2 separate regions of the Homo sapiens genome follow, and region 1 is linked to region 2. Evidence: chromatin loops called from intact Hi-C (ENCODE). Cell type or tissue: heart right ventricle. All regions are shown on one strand. Each heading gives the region's core, and the rest is flanking DNA. Links, peaks and the distances in the headings are about the cores only.

Region 1 (3,548 bases), core at 447-2,946, 300 kb after region 2:
GGGGTGTGGCTACAGTTCCTGCAGAGGTGTTTGGCTGGAGGAAAGTAGCTACTGTCTCGAGTTTTCTGTCTTGCTAGGCTGCCCCTTCCCTGGTCCTCTGGCTAGAAAGAGTGGACTTTTGTTGGGGCTCCGTTTGTCTGCTCAGGCCTCATGGTGTTTCTGGGTCTCCAGTTTCTTTAGCTCCAAGTCTGGGATATCTGAGCCAAGAGGAAAACCCCAGGAACTCACCAGTGTGTCATTCTTCAGTTCCCAAGGTCCCTGGCCTGTCTGTCTTCTTTCTACCTTTCAGAGTCTTCTTAGGTTTCTTTTTATATACAGTGTCCAAGGTTTGGGGTTGTCTATATTTATTTCAATAATTTAAGAGTCATTATTAAAATATCTGTAAAAATCTGGTACCCTGAACTGAATCCTGCTGACTAGGCATACCCTGGGCCCTTCTCAGGAGGCCTGTGTGGCATTTTTCATCCTTGGTGTCCAAGTTCAATCTTGTTGGTTTCTGATATACATTCCTGGGCAAAAGCACTGTTGCCTTGACACTTGGGTGGGAGAGGCAGCCCCTCCATTCCCAAACACACCCCCCTCCTCACTGGCATTGCTGAAATATTCAGTTTCACTCCCCATGGCAGGTAGGAGCTATCAGCACCAGCACCTGGAGAAGAGTTGGGCCCCATGAGAAAAGTGGGGCCCTTGAGTCAGGTTCCTCCCAGTGATTCTACCACCAACTGGCCTTCCGACTACCCAGCCCAGCCCAGCCCCAAATGCCTGAGTCAGCGGGGAGGGCTGCAGCCCTCATTCTGCAGAGTGTAAGGCAACCCCCATTGGAAAGCCCAGAAGAAACTGTGGCCCACAGACCACTCTCCAGGGTGCCTCGTGCCTGTGACTTTTTGTGAATTCTCCCTCCTTTAACTTCTCAGTTACTTTCAACTAATTGCTCCTTCCATTCTCTTTGTTCTTTCAATGTGAGTTATTTTTAAGCCCAGAGAGGAACCTTGGAAATTCCCTGGCAGATAATAATTGATTCTCACAACTTTCGTCATCCTTATTTAGAATTTTTGTGGCGCCTGCAGCTATGGCCCAAGAAATGTCCCCAAAGGATGGTTGACCAAGCCCTTCCCAACATCCGTCTTGAAACTGCCTGGTTTCCCACTTGCCATACAGGGATTTCCCTCTCTCTACCCAGTGCACTCCTCCACCCCCAGAAAAGAAAACAACTTCTATCTACCTGGAGGGGGAAGGAAGTAATTGCTATATGGCTAGTGGTCAGGGGCTCCAGAAAGAAATCAGCTGGCTCCTGCAGGGCTTCTGCTGTTCATTCCTGGAAATCTGGAGGGACCTGGAATTCCATGTCTTTCTGGTTCGAAAGAGCTTGGAGCCAGCCAGCCCTGACAATATAGCAATGGCCAAGAATGCCCCAGGCCACTTGGCATTAGTGGGCGTTCTCAGGCTCACCCTTGCTGGGCGGCGGCTCCTTTGCACATGTGGAAAGCCATCCGTAGGTGGGAGGGAAGCCAGGGAGTCCACCTCAAGTGTTCCCTCCTAATTGGGTAGGAAAGACTAACAGGTTCAAAATAAGGAGGTCTTGATATGGAGCTAAATGGCAGATGGAATCAGCTGGGTGAGCCCTGGGAGGGCAGGGAAGAACCCAGATGCCACTGGAGGAAGAGGCACTAAGACTGTCCCTCTGTCCTCCCTTTTCCTTCTTCCTGCACAAGGCCTTGCTTAGTTCTCAGGGTGAGTGATTGCTGGGACTGGCCTCTGTGTGCAGGCAGGCCAAGAACCTTTCTTTCCATTCGACAGATAAGACAACCGAGGCTCCGTGAGGTGCACTCCTACAGCAGAGGGCCTGCCAGGGGCTCCAGGAGTGAGCTAAGCCTGTCAACTAATCACAGCACCTTGCAGCCACCTCCCATCTGTCTCCCATTCGCCTTTAGACACAGCCTCCTTGGCTGATGAACACTCAGGGACAAGGACCGCAGTGACCTGTAGTAATGGAGACAAAGGGCTGAATGGCCACTGAGACCTCGGTGGTGATAACTGCATGAGGTCCAAATTCTTTGCCTGAGAAGGAGCCAAGAGGGCTGCTAAGGGCACTGGAACAGACTTGGAGTTAGGCCTCGTTCCCCAGCAATGGAGACCTAGGCTTCCCTGCTCTGGCCATTCACAAATATTTGTCAGCGGTCGTTGGCTGGGCCAGCCAAAACCAGCTCCTCTCTCTTCTGTATTTGCTGGCGCTGGGTTTCGTCGATACCTTCATTCAGGGGCCAGCTGGCTGCTCCCCACGAAACCTGCGGGTTTGGGGTTTGGCTGGGCCAGGGATGAGCCGCTTTTGCTCCCAGCAACCCGGCAAGGAGGCTGCACTTGGTCTCAGACACATGGACATGTGGGTCCTGGGTTGGGAAACATACTGGACACCCAGTTTTGCAGCCCTGCAAGTAAGAAGGGCAAAAACCCAACTCTCTGCCTCTTTATTTCTGGGGAAGTCTTCTTCGGGTGAGGAAGAACAGCACAGGAGATAAGATTAATATTCCATTTGTGCTACTGGCAACACCTGCTGTTAGGAAAATAATGCTTTTTTTTTTTGGAGAATGGAAATTGTCGGTTTATGCTTTTTCCATCGTTCATTTAGTTTATTCTTTATTCTTTGGGTTCTGAAATCAGATGTCTTGTTTTACTCTAAGACTGCTCTCTTTTATACAAAAAGACAAAAATGTTCTCGGAACACCACAGCTGCATTTTGGGAGGTGGGTGTAGGGAGAATAACTTCAAATTTTGTTTAAAAAAATGGTTTTAACAGCAGTCCAAATGGAGACAAATGTCCCTCTGTTCGTTTTTTATTTCATAATCGTTCCCAACTAGATATTCTGAGTGCCACTGACTTATTATGGTTCTCTCCATGTCGGACATTTTACCACATAATTTGTAGGTCTGCTTAAAAATTTCTGAAAGCAAAATTCCTAGGGCAAGTGGTTTTAAAACTATGCATGGGCTCATATTTCTTGCCTTCAGGAAAAGTGATGACTGCTTATTACCAGCGTAGGCACCTCCACTCCTGCCCACCTACACATGCCCTGAGTGAGCTCTGCCTGCCCTGGCCCAGTCACCTGGGACAACGCAAGGGTTGCGGTGAGGCTCGGAGGCACAGGCACCAACAATTTCTCTGCAGCTCAGGGGCTGCTTAGTCGAGCGATGGCATATAGGACCCAGGAACAAAAGTCGCCACACACACCCACCCCAGTTTGCAGAATGATGGGGAAGCTTAAAAAGGAAAAGTATAAGGGAGGGGAGGTTTTCTTCCCTCATGAGGGAGTCAACCAAGGGACATCATGGTATTGGCTGATGAACACTCAGAGACAAGGATCACAGTGACCTATACTAACGGAGCACCCATGGTGCGCGCAGGGCTGATTCGGATGATGGGTGTCCCCCGCAGGACACTCCTTGCCAGGTCTGTCTGGGGTATGGCAGCCTGCACAGAGCCTGGCACTGTGCCACTCACAGTTGCATGGGCTGGGTGATCTCACCTCTCTGTGTCTCTGTTTCCAGATGTG
Region 2 (3,548 bases), core at 594-3,093:
ATAATATTTCATAGATTTGTCACTCCCTCCATTACACTTGGAAGAGCCTGCACTTCAGTCTTGATCAACAATTTAGCTGAACTGATGATTCATTATTTCTCCCAGAGTTTGCTGTCCAAGCCCACGTAAAACCTCCTGGCCCCAGTATTCGCCAGAACTACCTGGGAGAGCATCGTCCGGGAGCACCACCCACCTCCCATCCTGGGTCATGCTCCCCGCTTGTTCTTGTTTCCTCCCGCTAACTGACGCACCCTGTTCAAGGAGCAGAAGTTATTCCTCTCTTTCCTCTACAGCCAAGCAAATGCCTCCTGTTTAGCTGAAGCCCACCAACATTTGGTTTAAGGACTTATCATTGATGAACTAAAGTTACACAGCAATAGGATATGGAGGAGGAATGATAGTGAGGCTACGTAATCCCCAAATTTATCCTTCACCCCCAGAATTAAAAAAAGAATGTAAATGCGTCCTCTGCTATTTTACGACAGGATCTCCAAACCTGTGTAGTTTTCATCTGAGCAGGACTGCCCACCACAAGCCCTGCACGTGCTGTCTGTAGTCACTAACCCATCACTCCCGACCTGCGCCATCTGCCAACAGTTACTGGTCTGCCTTGCGACCAGCAATCTCCCATTTCCTTGTCTATTCAGAGGCTTAATATGGTCTTGAATTTTTTTTTTCAATCTGCTATGTAGCTATTGGATTTTAAATTGTATTAGACTCTGGACCTGTGCCAGGTGCTTGCTAGAGTTTCTGATGCTATCTTATATCATCTTTAGGTGGAAGGGGGAAAACGCCATTCAACTTTCGTGGTAATAAAATTATTGCAGTTGTGCCCTCCATCTGTTCACTGAACTTCCTGTGGGTTTTCACCAGATCACATGACTGACAGCAGAGATGGCTTTCAGGCTTTTGGTCTGCTTGTTGCACCCAAGTCTCAACCACCAAACCAGACCCTTGCTTTGTCTCTGAGCTGGGCGTCCGGATGTCCCACTGTGGTAGGTTGACTCACTGGAGCTGATAAAAACATTCCAGCCAAACTTGAGAGTCTAGCATTACCTCTGGCTCCAAAAATCAAAACAACAGGATTGCTGTAAGTAGCTTTGGATTGAGACCAAGCTACAAGCTTGAGGGATGAGTTTTCTCTCTTTGTTGAGCTGTGTCACAGGACAAGTATCTCGGAAAGAGAAGCGTGAAAGCCAGGGGCTCCTCACCAAAGTAGCCTGAGCTTGAGATAACCAGTGCCCTGCCCTGTGCCAGCCAGTTCTAGCTGAATTCCTGCCATGACTATGAGATCCAAGCCCCCGATCCTTCCCAGGCACCTCCTCTGCCTTCCCAGAGCTTTAGTCTAAGTCCTCAAAGCACGTTGACCTGAGAGTCACTAGCTAGAGCCCAAAGGGGTTCTTAGAAGCCCAAGGGAGGGAAGATGTGGGCAGAGAAGAGCCAGACGGATGTCGGAGTTAAGAGGGCCTGGCGATACCTGAGCAGCCGGGGCCCTGGGCCACCAAGAGGGTTTGTTGGCCATGGCAGAGATGAAGACACTCTCAAGTGAAGAAGTTGGACTTCCCTTAGCCTCACAGGATGGCATCATTGTTCTCTACAAAGGGACATAAAGGAAAGAGTGACCTTTTCTAGGTTGTTGATTTGACATTCAGACTGACATTTCTTGGACTCAGTCCTGACAAAATGTGTCCCCAGTGTCCTTAGTGCTAAATTAAACCTTTTGTCTTTCTTTTCCTTAGTACTTTAGACTTCTAAGACATCTTAGAGGGAGAAGCACATATTTTTAAGAATTGCTATTTAAGTCTCAAACCATGCTGGCTTTCTCTATAGGGAGGTAGATGGACAGGTAGATTCGGAGAGGGGGTCAAATTAAATTCAGCTCGGGCCTACCCAGGTTGACTGAATAACATTCTCAAAATTCTTTTATGATTTATGCCTAGTGTTCACCCTTTTAAAGTGTTCCCAGGCACTGCCCTTACAAACAGCTCCCTTCAGGAAAAAGGAAGCTCCTTACCATGTGCTTCCAGGTGTTTACTCTGTGTAGCCAGTCCTGGAGAACATGCATAAATAACAAACAGAGTGCGATTACCCTTTCTGAATCTTTTAGGTGCTGGTGAAAAGTTACAGGCAAACAACCCTAAGGAACAATCTCTCTGCTCCCTTGCTCACTGTGGGAGAGGAGCTGGCGCTATGGTTCGGGGAATGCGCAGTGCTGTCTGCATGTTCAGGTTTTCCAATAACGGCTGTGTGTTCACGCTGCTCTCTCTACCCGCTCTTTCAGTCCCCCCATGACCAGTAGTGCACACTTGGGAGACAGCAGTTTGGGAACCCAGTCTGTGGAGGGGACCAGGCCTTCACTAGCCAGCACGGACGGGGGCAGCGCCTGGAACCTCAGCCCACTTAGCTGGGAGCTCCCAGGCCACAGAGCAGCTCAACAGCAGCTTCAAGCTTGTCTTTGTTTTCAGCAGTTGGGAGCCTTAGCCTTTAAAAATGTCTATTGTCAACCTCCAGGACATTCAGATACCATCTCCAATGCAAAGTCTGTCTAAGTAGAAATCAACAAATGCTTAACTTCAGGGTTGCAGCTGAACCCAGGCCCAACCCATTCAACCCTTTCTTCAAGTGAACCCTGCAGAGCCTAGAGGCATGGCAGGGAATACACCTTTAGACCTTACTGGTCTAAACATAAAACCACACCTAGTCAGAATTGGAAGGAGCTCAAAGGTCCTTCATTTTTCACAAGGCTAGAAAACTGAGTCCTGAGAAATGCTATGACTTGCCCCAAACTGCCCAGCTTGCCACCTGCTGAGCCAAGACAGAGCCAAGGCCTCCTGTCCCCAGCCTGGGCTCACCTGGTGATCAACCCCATCACTCACAGTGAGGAAACACGGCCACAAAAGGTTAAGTGAGTTGTTGGTTAGGAGGATATTGAAGAAACATCTGAAGCTCATTATTATTACTTGAAAGACATGAAAACCTAGTGTCCACGTTGGCCACAGACATTCTAAGGGCACACTCAGGTCCCTTTTGACCCTGGGGAGGCTCCAGAGGAAAGGCCTGAGCTTCTTTCAGCTTCTGGCTCTACCACTCACTGCTGTGGCCTCTTTTTCATGTGACTTATTCTTTTGGGGTCTTGGTTTTTTAAATCTCTATAATGGAGTGAATAATACCTGTGTCACAGGATTTTTGTGCAGATTTTACGTCATTCGTTCATTTATTTAATTCCTCATTCAGCAAACGTGCCTTAAGATGTCAGTGACATGCCAGATGCTCATAAGGTCCCTGCCTTCTTAGAACCGATGTTTGTTCTAGTTGGGGAAACAAATGGTGCACAAGTCAACAAATAAGAGAAGCACCAATTGCACTGAGTGTTGTGAAGGCAATAAGCCAGTGAGCCGAGAGAGGCCACTTTTGTTTTTTATAGGGTGGTCATTAGTGAAGCAGGAAGTGCCTGGTACATGGCAGCTCTAGTCAGAGTCATTTCCACTGAGCTTCCTACTGGGCTGTCTGTGAACTTCAAGCAGAAGGCTTCATTCCTGGTCAACCAC

What was found. Peaks named below come from ENCODE experiments on the same cell type or tissue, not always from the same donor. Only the 100,000 strongest peaks of a DNase experiment are listed, where the experiment ranks them.
Region 1: a loop joins it to region 2, with 20 times the contacts of the local background. A loop is called at or near these places in 1 of 110 quality-filtered maps.

What each region holds. Positions count from the first base shown.
Region 1 is chr18:48,752,634-48,756,181 of GRCh38, reverse strand. All of the region lies in intron 7 of CTIF (cap binding complex dependent translation initiation factor), which reads right to left. Among named protein-coding and RNA genes, the nearest start is that of MIR4743, 84 kb to the right of the region's middle. In heart right ventricle, for the core only: no CTCF peak of the experiment used is centred there; no DNase peak of the experiment used is centred there; H3K27ac peaks cover 1,518 bases.
Region 2 is chr18:49,050,596-49,054,143 of GRCh38, reverse strand. The region is part of intron 17 of DYM (dymeclin); the gene reads left to right. Among named protein-coding and RNA genes, the nearest start is that of MIR4744, 2.6 kb to the right of the region's middle. In heart right ventricle, for the core only: no CTCF peak of the experiment used is centred there; no DNase peak of the experiment used is centred there; H3K27ac peaks cover 769 bases.